Regions from separate parts of the Homo sapiens genome. Here region 1 is linked to region 2. The links are chromatin contacts, found by Hi-C in ENCODE. All regions are on one chromosome and are shown on one strand. Each heading gives the region's core, a stretch centred on a gene start or an enhancer-like site at or near the end of the contact. The rest is flanking DNA. Distances are from core to core; before and after follow the strand shown. Region 1 holds the start of LINC01966 (long intergenic non-protein coding RNA 1966). Region 2 overlaps TEX41 (testis expressed 41).

Region 1 (2,700 bases), core at 120-2,619, 56 kb after region 2:
CACACTTCAAAGAACACAGAGTGGGTTCTGATCCCATTGTCTGTTCACAAAAAAAATTAAAAAACCAATGCCTCTTCCCCTGCCTCTCCAAAAAAGAAAGAAGAAAAAAATATTTTGTGACTAGCAAAACATTTTTGACCAGACTAGTATGAATCCTTTCACTATGTTGCTCAGTTTTTATACCATATAATTTGCTCCTTTCCTTAAGTTAGCATTGTTACTTAAAAAAAAAAAAAAAATCCTTCTCCTGTCTTCATTCATTTGCCCAATGAATGGCTTTTATCAATTGCATTATTGCAGTAGTCATCAGCAAAATTCTACATAGGACTAAACTGCCCTGAATATGCTATGCAGATTGCTTGTGCCTGTGGTGACACCTAGAATGAATAAAGTGTATCTTTAATTGGACGGTTCTGCATCTTGGTCCCACCTACCGTCAGTAGTATGCTGCAGTTGGCTTGATCCATTTGCCAGAGCTAATGTAATTTCTTCCCAAACCTGAAACCAGCAACGTCATGGTGGTAGCTTGAAATCATCCATGACAGGAGTATTTACACCACGGAAATTGGCAAAAGCTAAAAATCACCCCCTCCCCCACAAGAGAGCCAGTTGTTAGTCATTTTCCAACATACTTCACACTGTTGTTCTCTGACCAGTTGTGATAAACGGTTCTTTAAACACATTTTGGCAGGAAGATTTTCATTCAATCACAATAAATACTGAAAATGAGTGCCCCCTCCTACCAAAATGTAGAAAGCATGCTCCATCAGGTATAACACCATACCTTCCCAAAATAAGCCTTGAACTGTTAACTATGTAATCATTTAATGGCACCACTGGGAACCCATTCTTGAAAAGTAGTCACATTTCCTGCTGACACAAATTAAGTCCAACTTTTTTGTAGCGAATTATTTGGTTGGTTGGTTTTTAAACCTCCCTCAGTGCACTAACCTCACCAAGATTTAGTGGTAGTTTGCTGAGGCTGAAGTCAAATGGCTGAGTGAGTCCAGCCAGATATGAGAAAGTCTCATAGTGTAACCATTTTCCATGTTTTATTGTTCACAGCAAACCAAAAGTTGAAATAGTAAGTTGCACAAAGTTGAAAGTGTGGAGGGTGGGAAGGTGGAGAAGCTGGACTGCTGCTGTTCAATGATCAAGGAATTAGAAGCTGTTGCTCTGGAGCAACAGCGTAGGTGGAATGTTGGTGCCAAGTGGGTTCTTTTTTTCTGTACCTCACTTCCTTTCCTTGCCTGTGGCTTTCAACAAATATGGTGGTGGGATGGTCAAAATCATGATCCTTCTCAAATTCCAATTTGAAATATTCTTTCAACAGATGTGTCCTATAGTGTTTGCTACAGACTGAGTTCTATAGCCCCAAAATCATATATTGAAGCCTTAACACCCCGTACCTGAAAATGTGACCATTTGGAGATAAGACCTTTATAGAAATAGTTACATTACAATGGGATTATTAAGGTGGGCCCTAATCTAATATGACTAGTGTTCTTACAAGAATAGAAAATGAGAATATAGACAACATAAAGAGGCACCATGTGAAAACACTGAAAGAAAACAGCTATTTACAGGTCAAGGAGACAGGCCTCAGAAGAAGCAATCCTTCGGACAGCTTGATTTTGGACTTCCAGCCTCTGGTACTGTGAGAAAATAATTTTGTTGTTTAAGTCACTCACTCTGCAGTGTTTTGTTATGACAGGCCTAAGCCCTAGTTACTTAGCCCTAGTGTTAACTAAAACAGGATTCTTTTTTGTCAGAGACTGAAACGCATCTCCCTGAAATTCTTATGCGGAAGACCTAACCCCCAATGTGGAGACACAGCCTTTGGGGAGGTAATTAAGGTGAAATGAAATCATATAGCATGGGGCCCAAATCATCGGATAGCATTGGTGTCCTTATAAGAAGAGGAAGAGTCACCAGAGTGACTCTTCCCTCTCTTTCTCATCTCTATCCCTCCATACTCACTGAGGAAAGTCCATGTGAAATTACAGCCAGAAGGTGGCCTTCCACAAGTCAGGAAGAGTCAGGAAGAGAAGGCTTACCAGAACCAAATTCTGACAGCATCACGATCTTGGACTTCTACCCTCCAGAACTGTGAGAAAACAAATTTCTATTGTTTAAGCCACTGGTCTGTGGTATTTTGCTATGGCAGCCTGATCAGATTAATCCACTCTTCCTTTGTATGTTTTGCTGCTGAGTAGGCATCAGAGCATTATTAAATGAATGGACGTACCCCCCCATGAGGCTCAATCCAAAATGGAATTTGAGAAGAAAATAATGTCTTAATTTAATTAATTTCCCCTTCCCTGTTCATCAGTATTCTTTTGACTTAATTTAACACCTTTTCTTGCTTTCATTTTAACCAGAGATTACACTGGTGGATGTAGGTTCATAGGAGAATCCAACAATGCTGAAAAGGTTTTCTGAGCATCCAGCATATTTGGTTTTCACTGCTAGACATTTTTTTTCTTTTTTGAAATGGAGTCTTGCTCTGTCACCCAGGCTAGAGTATAGTGGTGCAATCTCAGCTCACTGCAACCTCCGCCTCTCGGGTTCAAGTAATTCTCCTGCCTCAGCCTCCAGAGTAGCTGGGATTACAGGTGCCCGCCATCACACCAGGCTAATTTTTGTATTTTTAGTAGAGACGGGGTTTCACCATTTTGGCCAGGCTGGTCTTGAACTCCT
Region 2 (2,700 bases), core at 178-2,677:
GGTCATGAATTGTGGTATTCATCAAATGTCAGTGAATACAAAAAAGATTGAACTTCTTGTACTAAAAACATATATTCCAAATATAGACCAAAAAAGTGAGAGAAATGAGTGATGAAATTGGTTTGTTTAAATAATTTTTAAAGGTGTTTTAAAAACAAAATTTTAAAAGTGTTTCACGCAAAGATTTTTTTTCAGAGAAGTGCTATATTTTATTGATTGGAGAGAGATTTTTTTCTTGTCCAGTTTTATTTTGCTGAAGGGTACATAATTATCTACATAAATGCATAATTCTCTGGTGGAAAAATAAAAACAACTGGGTTTGTCAGTGAAATAATTGAGACTCTTTTCATATAAAAAGCCTTTTAAGCTTATGATTTCAGTATTGACTAAAGTTTTCAATTATTGTTTCACCCTTTTAAATAAAACTATTTGGGTCTAAGTGACTTTACTGATGAATTTATTGAATTCATTGTGAAATATTTAAAAATAGTAATCTATTATGAATGGGTTAGATCACATAACCAGAGGTTGTTTACCTTCAACATTTGAGAAACACACATATTTTTAAACTTACATGTATTTCAAATAAGACTTTTGTCTCACACATATATCTAGTATACAGTGGAATAAAGTCATAAGCTGAGTTAACCTTATACAAGTATATTTACGTATGTATTTCAACTTATTAGATGTAGGTAGTCTTTTCCATACTTAATACAAACCACTACTGCTATAAGCCAAGAATGATTTTTTCCTATCTCTGTATTATTCAAATTTATTAAACAATATTTCACATTTGTTTGACACAATGTCAAACTCAGGACTCCTAAAGAACTGCTGTAGCTTTGGAACTGTTATGCTTTCTTGGACTTTAATCATTTTTGGCAAGGCTCCATTTCCTGTCAGAAAGTGAAACAGCTTTGGAATGTCATTTTCACGAAAGAAAACAGAGAGAATCCGAGAGGAAGTTCTCCTCCACTCCAGATCCCCTAAGATACTCAAACATGCTCACAGGAGGGCTGGAATACATCAAACATTAGCAGAGGGAAAAGGACACAATTTTCCCACATTAAAATACATGGATAAAGTTGAACTTCTGCTAAAAATAGTTCCCATGACTAATCCTATTAAGTTTAAAAAATTGGGCAGTATCCTCCCTGAAGCAGAATTACTCTCTGCCATCACACTCTGCTGTTCCCCCACACTCCCCAAGCCAGCAGGCCCTCAATATTAGGCCCTCATCTTTCCCTCTGTAATGACATTTGGGGAAAAGGGAGAAAGAAAGAGATCGAACAGTGCCTTTTATTCAGGTCTCAGATATCAAAGGAAACCAAAAACAAGATATAAAACTCAAAATTATCTCAGAATACCAACGATTCGAAAGAGCAGTGTACTGTTCTCAGTAGATCTGCAATGTTTTCCCACTGGCTCTTGGACTCACTCTGTGTCCCCAGGGAACAATGAGATTGCAGAAAGCAAACGAAGATTACTCTGAGATATTCCACTTTAAGGCCTAGAAATGGATTCACAAATTAAGCAGCAAAATGAAAAAGTCTCTCCTCTTTTGGACTTGCAAGCCTGTGATTTTTGCCGCATGTGACAACCTCATTAAGGAAAAGGAAGAGATTTAAAAGGATCCCTGAAAAAGGCCAACCAAGCTAAAAGATTCTGAACCCAGTACACATGTTGTTATCCAAAAGAGAGAAAGCCATCGGTACTCTCCCCATCCTGCAGTTCACACGGATAATCCATGTTACTCTGGTCTTTTAGAGGCGCAGATACAGGAATATAAAGGAGTCTCTGCTGAAGGAGTCATTAGGTACCATGATATTGGCATATGTTAGCTAAGTGATTAGCAAGGGTGAGGTTCAGCTGCAATCAAACCTAAACCCAGCTGATGCCATTAACATGCTGGATCTAATGAACACCACAGACCACATTAAAGTGGAGATAGCAAAATGACAATAGTAGAATGGCTTTTAATGAAATTATCAATCCAAGAAAGGAGGGAGATAGATGTCATCTAAGAAACCTTTGTAAAATCACTGGACAGTCACTTACGTAAGCACTGCTTTGAAAGGGCAGGCAGGTAACCCACCCCTAATTGTCAAGAGATGCTTTAGACATTGGGGTTTTTTAAGCAAAGTGGTGCATCTTTCTAGTTCTGCATTAGCATGCTCAAAGTGAATTGACCAACTGATTTGGACCAACTGATTCCACACTGTCTCACTACAGTGTGCAAATGCCTCCAGCTACATAAGTCATAAAGAAAAGATCTTTTGTTATAGATCTTAAATAGAATTGCACATGCTTGAGCTAATCCATAATTCACAGCCACTTAAGGGTTGGATCTTATCTGTATATATGCATATCATTGAAAACTGTGACCTAGAACTCCATCAATGTGTAGTTTTGTCCTGAAAAGATCCCTTTACCTTAAAGCTAACCACATTTTTCAACTTGCCTTGCATGTAAGAAAGTTTCAGGTTAATAGTTGCCAAAGCAATTGAGATGGAATTTTTTTGAAGTTTACCAAAAGAAAGTAACTCTCTCAGGTTCACAGGCTCTAGAGTGAGTAGTTAAGAATGTGGGTACCGTAAGCCACACTGCATAGGTTTAACTCACAGCTCTGCTCCTTACTAATTCAAAGTTGTAGTTTTTGTGACTAGACTAAGGCAAGAGAAAAATAAAGCATATAGA

Evidence for each region. A loop is a pair of places that touch in the nucleus more often than their neighbours do. Pooled maps may share reads with other maps.
Region 1: a loop to region 2 is called in a map of heart right ventricle, with 2.2 times the contacts of the local background. The contact joins the promoter of LINC01966 here to the enhancer-like site in region 2. A Hi-C loop is called at or near these places in 5 of 168 maps with a recorded cell type or tissue (heart left ventricle, heart right ventricle and posterior cingulate gyrus) and 5 of 50 pooled maps.

The regions. Positions count from the first base shown.
Region 1 is chr2:144,880,582-144,883,281 of GRCh38, reverse strand. It overlaps LINC01966 (long intergenic non-protein coding RNA 1966), which reads left to right and starts at 1,369. Exons shown (of 3, transcript XR_923412.3): 1 at 1,369-1,652. All of the region lies in intron 2 of TEX41 (testis expressed 41), which reads right to left.
Region 2 is chr2:144,936,838-144,939,537 of GRCh38, reverse strand. All of the region lies in intron 3 of TEX41 (testis expressed 41), which reads right to left. Among named protein-coding and RNA genes, the nearest start is that of LINC01966, 56 kb to the right of the region's middle. Within about 2 kb of position 1,427, at least 6 of the 41 ENCODE cell types and tissues checked have a DNase peak (open chromatin) inside an H3K27ac peak, as active enhancers do; they include heart right ventricle, where a contact is called at or near this core.